Regions from separate parts of the Homo sapiens genome. Here region 2 is linked to region 1. Evidence: chromatin contacts called from ENCODE Hi-C or POLR2A ChIA-PET data. All regions are on one chromosome and are shown on one strand. The core of a region is the stretch at or near the end of the contact, and the rest is flanking DNA. Distances in the headings are between cores, read along the strand shown. Region 1 overlaps SH3RF3 (SH3 domain containing ring finger 3). Region 2 overlaps SH3RF3 (SH3 domain containing ring finger 3).

Evidence for each region. A loop is a pair of places that touch in the nucleus more often than their neighbours do. ChIA-PET counts read pairs that join two places held with the same protein, here RNA polymerase II (POLR2A). Pooled maps may share reads with other maps.
Region 2: a map of cardiac septum shows a loop between it and region 1 (1.8-fold over the local background). The contact joins two enhancer-like sites. A Hi-C loop is called at or near these places in 2 of 168 maps with a recorded cell type or tissue (cardiac septum and endothelial cell of hepatic sinusoid) and 1 of 50 pooled maps. POLR2A ChIA-PET finds 5 or more read pairs at or near these places in 2 of 52 experiments (Panc1 and activated CD4-positive, alpha-beta T cell).

What each region holds. Positions count from the first base shown.
Region 1 is chr2:109,380,628-109,386,238 of GRCh38, reverse strand. All of the region lies in intron 3 of SH3RF3 (SH3 domain containing ring finger 3), which reads right to left. It also overlaps a transcript of RANBP2 not described here. Among named protein-coding and RNA genes, the nearest start is that of MIR4266, 70 kb to the right of the region's middle. Within about 2 kb of position 3,086, at least 8 of the 41 ENCODE cell types and tissues checked have a DNase peak (open chromatin) inside an H3K27ac peak, as active enhancers do.
Region 2 is chr2:109,281,730-109,286,833 of GRCh38, reverse strand. All of the region lies in intron 1 of SH3RF3 (SH3 domain containing ring finger 3), which reads right to left. It also overlaps a transcript of RANBP2 not described here. Among named protein-coding and RNA genes, the nearest start is that of MIR4266, 29 kb to the left of the region's middle. Within about 2 kb of position 1,754, at least 4 of the 41 ENCODE cell types and tissues checked have a DNase peak (open chromatin) inside an H3K27ac peak, as active enhancers do.

The DNA of each region.
Region 1 (5,611 bases), core at 1,837-4,336:
ACTGGGGAGAAGGCCGGAAGCCTGGGTCACTTCCTCCTTCCCTCCCCAGCTCTGTTGAAAGGAGCAATTCCAGGCAAGGCGGTCAGCTTTGCAGCCTTGACCCTCTCTTTCAAGGTCTATGCACGTTCCTTAGCTTCCAGATCCAATCTACATTCTTTTGAGATTTTTCAATCCTAAAGCTAGCACTTCCATTCCAGCTCATCCCTCAGCTGGATCCAAGAACAGGGTATGAAGAATTGCTACAACTAAAACCCCAACTTAACCCAAAGGGACATATTTAAAAACAGGTGAACAGATGCACTGTGTTGCAAATTTACCAATAAGAAATATGAAGAAGAGCAGAGTTTCAACCAAACGTCCATCTCTTTTTAAATACAAAAGGCTTTATGGACGTGTAAATTTGACCTCCTGGGTTTATTTTTTTTGTTTCTGGTGCCAGGTCCTACCTCAGTCCAGTGGCTGCAGGATAAGTCTGCAGCCATAACACAGTCCACCCTGGCAGGGCTGGCTGGGACACAAAGGCTTAGGCTTGGCCAACCCCTTGAGGTCTGAGAGCTTGTGTGGGGTGCTCCCTGCCTCTGATGCTCAAGCAGCTGACCTCAGGCTCTGCCTGCAATACACTGGTTGTCCCTTTCCCAAAAGCGCTGATTATTTCAAACAGGCTCCTTTGCCCTGGACAGTTCAAGGAAACTCATTCTCTAAGTGATTGTTTCCTTCACATCGAATGAAACCTAAGACTATTCCAAATTGTATTTTCAAGAGGACTGGATATTCATATTGCAGCATCAAAAACAACACGCTGCTACTAAAATGCATTTTTGCAACAGGACATGGGGGCTTCTTCCTGCTCTCTGCAGAGTGACATGGGAGGTGACTCAGGGGACACTGGGGTTGTGCAGGGCCCCCAAACTACAATTAAGTTAACAATCATTTCTAACACATACTTCTCCCTTTGTGCGCTGTTTTGTGCACTTCACTATGTCTCCAATTTAATCCTCCTAAGAACCCTTGGAGGTGGGTAAGGTTATTACTCCCATTACACAGATGAGGAAACTGAGGCACAGGGAGTGACAGAGAGAGCCAGAGCTTCTGCTCGACTGTCTGATGCCAACGTGGGCAGGGGTCTGGCCTGTCAGAGGGACAGAGGAAGGGACAGATGAAGGGACAGAGGAAGGCCAGCATGCCGGGACAACGATCAGGGCCAGGCATGCAGGGAGGGTGTGAGGCTGGGTGGACCCACAGGGTAGACTGCAGTGAGGAGTCTAGATTTATTCTAAGAGCAATGGGCCCCACTGGTGGCTTTAAGCAATAGTGAAGTAAATGGTTCCTGGTTCCATGGCTGTGTGAGAATGAACTGTGGGGGAAGTGGGACCCTCAGAAGCCACATGGGAACCATCGGGTTGGAGTTACCCTGAGGCCTTCTGCCCACATCCCCAGGGGCCCAAGACCCTGTGGGTTCCCTATGACCAGAGCTCGAAACTTTTAGTCTAGAAGGCTCCCTCCACATGCATTTTACACTATCAAAGTTCACCTCAGCAAAGCGGGGGTGGGCTTAGGAATGACAAGGACGTGGTCAGGAGGAGTCTATGGACACAGGCACAAGGTCGCGGGCACTCGGCAGAGAAGGGGCCTGGAAGAGAGACCCCAGACCCAAATGCAGAGCAGATGCCAATGTCCTCAGAGTGACCTGCGGGAACCCCTGAAGCCCTTTTCCCACTGCCCCTCTGACCCCAACCCCTCTCCTCCCACCTGCCTGCTTGGTCACCCTGGCTTAGAGTCCCTCGGCCAGCTCAGGCCACCCCTGGACCTGCTCCCTCCCTGCCCCTCCCCGAAGGCCGCTTTCCCTGCCAAGTCCCGAGCGCTGACAGGAAAACTGCAGTTCCCTCCTCCCAGGTCCTTCCTCCTCTCCTGGTGTTACTTTCTCCACGGAGAGTAGAATCCCCTCCAGACTTGCTTTTCTTCGCTGTTGTGTCCTCCCTGGCAGATGTGGTCTCCAGGGTTCTCCTCTGCTTCATTCAGGCTGCATCCCCGGGGCCTGGCCCGCAGCCGGCGCTTAAGGACTGGATGAACGTGGGACCCCAGGCGGCCTGGAAGGAACTGTGGGGAGGGCACTGCCCTGCCCAGCAGTGGGATGTGCTCTCTCCACCAAAGGCTAAGCCACCAACAGAAACCTAAGGGTGGGAGGAGCAAGTGGTCCTCTGATGGAAGCAGAGATGGAAAGGATGGGCTGCCTTCATTTGTGAGGGGCCAGCCCTGAAGGAACTGTTTGTGGCAGCCAGGAAGCCTCTAGACTGTCATCAGAACCTTCTACCTAACAGACACTGGAGACTCAGCGGGGTGGTAGGGTGGAAGGGGCTGAGGGATGAGAAATTACTTAAAGGGTATAAGGACGGACTGATCACTGAAAACAGGACGTCTGGAAAATGCGGCTGATGTCCCAAGAGCTTCAAACTAAGACTCTTAATTGCTCTCACTTTCAAGGATTTGGGAGGCGTTTATAAAAGCAACAGAGAGTAGCTCTGAGCTCCTCTGCGGGGGTTGAGCAGCAACGAAATGAAGCTGGAATCAGTGCTGTTTCTCATTCTGCATCACAGGTGGAATTCAGGTGGTTACAGAAAGTACCCCACAGGGCACACACACGGTTTGGGCATTTCCCGGACCCGAATCTTAAACGTGCCTCAGCCCGCAGAAGCCTGCACCCTATCCATTGGAAACAGAAAGTATTAACAGAAGGTACCATGGAGGAGAAGCATGAAGACAAGAGAAGAATGATTCCAACTGGCCCAGAGTGTCAACCTTGGTCATAATCCATTGCCAAGTCTTAGAACTAAGGGTGAGGCAGCAACAGCAACCGAGACCTGTAGGATAGATCTCCCTGCAAAGATGGGCTGCTCTGGAATAAAGATGTTTGGGGTCCCCCATGACCCCCCAGTGACTCCACATGGGTGTGCTTGGTTCCAGCTGAAAAATCAGACATGGTTTCTTCTGTACCAAACATAGCCCTGGACCTCAGCCAAGAAGTGCTGCTGTCATCCTACAGGCACCCAGTGCCAAATCTCTCCACAGCTAAGTATGCTTTCACTTCCATGCCTGAAAAGCTGCAAGCACTCACAAGGTCTGCCTGGGGACAAGTGCCTCGGAGCCAGGGCCCGCCCTCAGGGCTGCATGGAATCTGACACCGGTTTCCTCCAAACTTCTTTAAATGTGGATGGTACTTCCTAAGGCCGATCTCCAGGTTCAGACACACTCTCAAGTCCTGAGTGTTGTGATTGGAACACTCAGGAAAGAAGTGAGCATGGGCCTGGAAGAGCGTGGTCCACACATTAATCCATAGAATGAGATGGTGGGAGGAGAAGCTGCAGGTCAGATTGGGGCAGGGTTCATAATCCAACAGCCAAATGTCTCTGCACTAGGAATCCTGAAAGCAGAGAACATTGGGGGTGCTAACTTCAAATTCTGGCATGGAACTGCTCATCAGCTGCGGGCCCTGGATGGGGCTTGGCTGCATCTCTCGCCAGGAGAATGGAGCCTTCCTCTTCCCCTAAGGCTGTTCTGAAGATTCAGTGGCAGACGGATGTTAGAATGCACCAGAAGGATTTGAAGATGTGACAGGGCTCGGTGTTCCAAAGGAAGGTCCTGGAGACGACTGGGGTGCTCTGTGTGGGGTGACAGAGGGGCTGTTTTAAGATTGCTGAGGCCTGGGGACACAGCTGCAAGACGGAAGGGCATGTGCTAAGTGTGGAGAGTTCATGCAGATGAGGACTGAGGAAAGGCCAACCACGTCGGGGGTCAGGAGGTGGGCTGCTGAGGGAGGTGGGTGGCCAGTGGGCTGGGCGCAGGTGGGCCTGGTGCAGGCAGCCTCAGCCCCAGGCTGAGTCAGCCCCACTGCAGCAGACTCTCCCCTGGGCTGGGCCTGCAGCTTTCCCAATGACTTGTGTTATCTGAGACCAAAACAGATGTCCCTTCAGCAACTAAGACAGACCCTATGGTTAAGGAAACAAAGTTACCTATGTGCTGGCATGGTAACTTCCTAAATTCCTGGGCTACAAAGAAAGCCACACTCTTGCTAAACTCCCTAACAATAGGTGCTATCAGACCCCTCTGATTTATAACCCAGACCACTGCAACTCTGATGGGACAGAGGACAGCCCTTACAAACACCCCTTTCTCATAAGCAACTGCAGACCTCAAGCCAGTTTCAGCAACTTATGGAGGCTGTGCACAGGCTGTCTTTGTGTCCTATAGTTCACCTGTTGATGGAAAGAGCCAAATTCCACCTCATTTTAATGCTGAAACCCCACCCTAAAGTGACATGAGATGTGTGTTACGTACATGTTTGCCCATTGCACATGCACTCAGCTCCCCTTATAAACATGCACAGCTTTCCCCCAAACCTGCTAAACATGTCTGATTCTACTATGTAACACAGACCCTGCGAGCCATAAAATCCAACTGCCCTTCCCCTTCTGCGAAGCGAGAGCACCTTCGTTCCATGTCAGAGACTATCTATTCCTGGCTTGCAAACTGATGTCACCAGTAAAGCTGTCCTTTCTACTATTTAGCCATCCTGGGGGCCTTCTGACAACACTCAAATGCTCACTGAAGTTTGCGAGCCACAGCCTAACTTACTCAAGCAGGAAAGGTAGAAGTGAAAGGGAAGACAAGAACATGGAAGCCCGGGGGACTGGAAGCTGAGTCAGGGCACCGTGATGGCCACGCTGAAGGGAGGGCAGGTGGACGTGGATGGCCCAAGATGCCCTGCGGAGGGTAGGTGTGAGAACTCTGTCTCCGTAGGATTGGGTGGGTGTGCGTGCTGAGACCAGCAGGGCCCAGAGAGGAGCTAAAGTTAGGTGTAAAAGTAACCCCGCCATTGACCTGCTCAGTGGAAAGTGCACTGTCCATATGAGTGACAGGAGAAGCAGAAAAACAGCTGGAGCCTAGGGGAGAAGCAGTCTGGACACAAGATTGGAGCTCAGTTACTTCCACCGGCTGCAGGCCAGACGCTCCAGCAGCCTGCTCCAGGGCCACCTGGGTGTTCAGCTGCCCCTAGGCTGACACACTTCCAGTCCTGAGTAGTCTCTTCAGGAGATGACTCACTTAAGCCTTCCATCGTCGCATCCAGACCAGGACAAGGCTCTGCACTCAGCAAGTGGTAGACCACTTGGTAGACCCGTGGAGGAAGCCCTCTTCCTGACACACAATTTCACAACTACTGCTTAAAGCCAACACAGGTAGTCCATTTTAGTTACCAAAACAGTCGGCAATCAGCAACGACTCCTGCTGGTCTACATGCATGCAGCTTCTTTCTGGCAAGGCTGAGTGCACTGGTGCTGAGGACCAGTGCGTGCCCTGCTGGGGCCTCCAAAGGCCCTGAATTAGTGTCTGGCTCTCCAGCATCGAGGTCTTGGGAGGAATCTAAAAAGTTTGATGTCTGCCTATGCAGGTGGTGGGGGGCACCTGGTGGGCAGGGATTGCCTGGCTAAGGTGGGCAGGGTGAGATCAAACCTCAGGAACTATGGCACAAGGCTCCATGTGCCCCTTCGCCAGGCCCTGACAACATTTAAGGTGGGCTGTGGCCCCAGTGATGACTGAGCCACTCAGGCTGCGGTCA
Region 2 (5,104 bases), core at 505-3,004, 98 kb after region 1:
AGGTAGAATGGCTACTGGCCCTGTGAGATGTCACTCCTCCCGGGAGGTATGGGGCAGCGTCCACTCTGCACCACATCTCTGTAGGGAAACCCAACACTCCCAAAGGTACTGGGAATCCTGGTAGCTCAAAGCAGGTTTTGCTAGCAGATGAGCTATGCCAAACAGGGGGAAAAGATTCCTGCTTCAGAGCTCCTGGGATTTAGAATCATGGGTGTGGAAGCTCCCCTCACCATGTGCCAATCCAGAAGGGGCCTTAGCTGAAAGTCCAGGCCCACCTGGAGCAAACCCCTGGCTCTGGGGTTTTAGTGACTTGGTCTTCTGCACCCAGGTGATAAGCATAGATGGCCTTGTGCGGGACTGTGGTGCAGCTGAGAGAGCATGTGCTGAGTGACCACAGGACCTGAGCCCCATGCCCTTTGCCCCTCTGGGCCTCCAGGTTCCTGCTTGCCTTTGAATTGCAACCAAGGGCCCCCTGGAGTGACCACTGCGTGGGCAGCACACCTTCATTCTTCTTACAGGAGGGTCAAACACATCCCTTGACCACACTTTTCCATCATCATAAGGAAATCTGCTGATGGCAGAGCATTACCTCCCTCAGAGAAACAGAATGCTGCCTATCCCTTTGCCAGGCCCTTACTTTAAGAACTGAAAGTGAAATGAAATCCTTGAATAAAGTGACTTGGAAAATCCACAGGTACAAAGCACCAGGCCTGCAGGGTCCAAGCACCTTCCTACTGCCATGTAATGATAGGCACCTGAATGTCCACCTCTCCATGTCAGAAACACCATTGATTCTAAGCAGCAGATCAGGCTTCCACCAGCCTCTGATGTGTCCTGGCTTATCCTAGGCAAACTGTCCTGCAGGCCATGGACCCTCAGAACCCAGGGCAGAAAAGAGGAAAACCGGGTGAGTGGACAAAAATCTGAATGCAGTAGAAGGAGGCACGCTGGGGGCATGGGAGGAAGGGAGTGGTCAGGCTTGGAGCCACGCAGAGGCAGTGAAGCCAACAAGGCCAGGACTGGAAGGAGGATGCTCTCTAACACACAGACTCACACCCTGCCAGGTCTGGATCCAGGTTCCACAAGGCATCAGCTTGCTCACACTGGACCAGGCTCAGGGACAGATGCAAAAGCAAGCTTTCATGAGCCCCAAGTGAACTTTTCCCCATAGGACACTCAGAGAGGACTGACACAGATGACAGGTTAGGCTCCCCACAGAGCACAGACACACTCCGGGGCTTGACCGTGGCCAGAACATGACGCACCACCTCAGCCTCTGGGCTCCCACCGCCAGGCAAGCGATTGCCCTGCAGTCCAAGTGCCCCAGCATGCACTGTTAATATATGAATACCACGTCCAGACACACTAACAAAAACGCACGGCACAGCAGGCACACTGCACTGGAGAATCAGCGGTTTGTGCCTCAAGTCTAATTAAGACAAAAGTTTTGTGCGTTGGCCGTGGAAAGGCATGCTAATGACTCACAAGCTGGCTTAACCCCACCATGAACACCTGTATTTCAGCAGCTTCCCAGGAGGTTATGAGGAGGTGTGGAAAGGGGAAGCTGTCCTGCCCTTCACACTGAGTGGATCTGCAAGCACAGGGCAGGGCAACTCAGTCTCCAAAACCAGAAGGCCAGTGCCAGGCTCAATTTGTTCCTTCTTTAAAGCAGCTTCCATAGAAAGCCTCACTGTCACCCCTACTCCAGACCCTGGGCTCTTTCCAGACTGGGCTAAGGGGTGACAGCTGCCTGGGCCTCTTCCAGGACAGGGCTGTGTGGCCGGCCATGGAGCAGAGGCCCCGCGGCACAGCGCACAGACAACGTCCTCCCAGAGGCAGCTGTTCCCCACATTGACTTCACTTCTGATGGCACAAGGCCAGAATGTCTTTCATTAGTTTCCCAAACTCTGTCATCAGGGAAGCAGACGAGCCCAGTGTGGATTTTTTAAAGTCAGCACGTTCAAGAGCATCAACCTACATGAAGCCACACATCCTTAAACACACACACCCCACACACATGTCATCTGACACGAGGCCACACATCCTTAAGCACACACACTCCACACACATGTGCTTAGCCATGCGGGGACTTCACCTGCAGAGGTGTGCACAGAAGATGATCTGCCTGGCCTAGACTGGGAAGGGTCTCAAAAAAATCACTAAAGCCTCAAAAACATGGTCTAACCCATGACATTGGCAATGGTCTCCCATGCACTTCTAGATGCCACTCTATGCCCTTCATCCAGCCAAAACCACCCTGTGACTGCTCCACACATAATTCAAACACAGGGTTTCCTGCAGCAGATGTGACTCCAGTGGCTTCCAAGGCTGGACGAGAGGAGAGTGATGGGAGGGGTGTGTCCCCTTCTGCATGCCTGCCTCCCAGTCCACACGCCCTAGACCAGCCACCTTTGGGAATAAGGTCCTGCCCCACAATTGCCAAATTCCATTGATTTCATCTCCTGCAGCTTGTCTGATAATTTTGGTTGCTATCAGTCCCTGAATGCTTTAAGAATAAAAATGCCTTTCAGTAATACTCATGGCTACTAATACAGTGAAGATGCTCAAGGAAATGAACACCCACCAAAATGACAAGATCACCAAAAAGAAATTCCTGAGGGTCACACCACACTTGAGAAAACTGCAGGCCCCAACCCCCTTCCCCTGGGACCGCCCCTCTGTAAGACCCTGGGCTGAGTACCTGAGGGATGTGTTCGTTCAAGGTCTTTCATTACGGTGGATCTGGGAAGGCCAGGGGGCAGGACAAGGGAGGTGACAGCAAGTGAGAAGGCAGCCCAATGCCACCCTCCCCTCGGCTTTCCTACCCAGGGCAAGCTCTCCTGGAAAAACACCCACGGGCAGAGGTGTGGGGACAGGAGGGAGGCGGAAACACGGCCTCCCCAAGTGAGATGGAATCTGGGGGTCATTTGATAAGCGCTTCACCAGCTGATGCATATAGAATACTCACTCCCCAGCATCCCCAGTGGCTCAGCAGCAAGACTGGCAAATCCTCCCAGGGAGCAGAGAGAACAAACACAAGGAGCCAGGCAGAGAGCCAAGTTCAAATCCCAAATCCAGCACGTAGCACCTCTGTGGCTCAGGCCAGCGATTTAGCATCCCCAATTCTCAAATTTTCTGACCACAAAAGGGGGCTACTGTCCCCTGCTTCCAGGTCCCCATGTGCACTGAATCACAGTACAGTACAGCTCCCTGCAGCGCTCTCCCTCAGCCCCAGCTTTTAGGAAGGGGCTGAAGTGTGCCCCCATCCTGCTCACCAGGATCTTACCTCGGCCCTGGGTGGCCCATCCCTCCCCTACTCTCTTCTGGAGACCTTTGTGGACAACACCAGGGGTCTCTGTGGTCACCAGCATTTCTGAGTGCTCCTCCACAGGGGAGCAAAGCTCCACTCCCTCTGTGAGCTCAATACTGGCCACCAAAACACTCAATTTCAACGCAGTGAGGTGAGGCCTGGCAGAGGCTGGCAATGGGGTGGCAAGGAAGGAGCAGGGGAGCAGGTGTCCAGCAGGCCCACAAGTGGGGAGTGGGAACAGAGGCCTTAAGTAGGGGGAAGGCTGTGGCCATGGCCCAAGCACCCAGAGCGGGAGACTGCCAGGCTGGGGCCTGGAGGGAGCGAACAGAGGCATGCTCCAGGCACCTCTGGGACTATCACAGGCATTTCTGGGCTGTACCCTGGGCATTTTTATTACCTTTCAGGATTGATCATCTGCCATCATCACCGCTGCTGCCCATGACTCTGGCCCTGGCCAAGCCTGGACTTACCTTCTGTCTGCATACACAGTTCACACAGTCCTTGCCAACCCATGCCAAGCAGTCACCCCTTCCTCCACGTGAGGGAGTAGGACCCAGGGAGAGTAACAAGCCAGCCCCAATGCCACCATTGGTACACTGAGTTTCTCCTTCTCACTGTCACCTGAGTCTACAGGGGCCATCAGACTCCCCATCCATAGCTCCTCTCCTCACAGGAGGACCATTACCCCTCCACCTCCTCCTGCCTGCCAGCCCTGGAGGACACAGACATGGTCTACCTCCTGGTGAGCTCTTCTGCAGCTTTCTCCTTTGGCCGTTCTGAGGACTAAACTATGAAACAAAGCCATAAAGCTGGTAAGTGCAAGAAAATGACCAGCCAGACCCACTTTAAGTGAAGTGCTCCAAGCAAACAAGGGTGCCCGGACGTCTCCCACCACGGAGGCGAGAGGTGGAGTGCGTGCATTGGCTCTGTGCGCCGTTCTCCTGGCCAGTGTTCCCAGGCCCTGCAGTCAGCTGAGGCACAGGGCAGTACCACCCCTCCCCTGTCCTCCCACCGCAGGGCAGGCCGGCGTCTTGGTGACCCTCGGGCCTTCCTGCAGTGCTCATGACCTGGCAGTGGTGGAGCAGGACCAGAAGATTCCTAGAGCTTCTCCCAGTTACTTCACACCCATGTTTTGGTATCTCAGCAAAACCAGAGTCCACTTTTCCCCTGGGGTAGATTTTTTTGGTTAAGAAAATGCAGACAACTTGCACCAATTATGAACACGTTAGACTAAACAGTCAATCTGATCTACACTCATTTCTCAAAGCCAATATCTCCCTACATTAATGTGTAAAGGAAAGATGCAGGTTTAACCCCAATAAACACTCATGGCAACAAGATAAAAAGAAAAATAGCTGCTATCCATCATCAATCAGAAACTGCTCCTTAGGGAGGAAGCAAGCCCACCTTCCCTGAGCCAGAATGCAACTAGAGACAGGCTTCGCCATGCAGCCCCCACTCATATCCCACCAGCATCCCCTCTGACACCAAGCAGAGATGTAGCATCTTGAACCTGAGCCCTGGAGCATCCCGAAAGCCTGGCCCAGCGCTCGGCCATTGGGCTTCTGCTCTACAAACCACAGAGCCAGGCAGGCCTTTCAGCTCCTGCCACATGGCCATCTCTACATTCTGCCTCCCTCTCAGTGGGAACCGTCAGCTCTAGCCCGCTGGGGGTCTGTGTGCTCCCCAACACCCTCCCATGGTCAGCGTGCCCCCGACAGTCAGTGTGTCCATTGGCACAGAACCTCTGTGCAGGCTTGCTCTTGCTCTCTGGGCCTGCACCCACTCCACCAT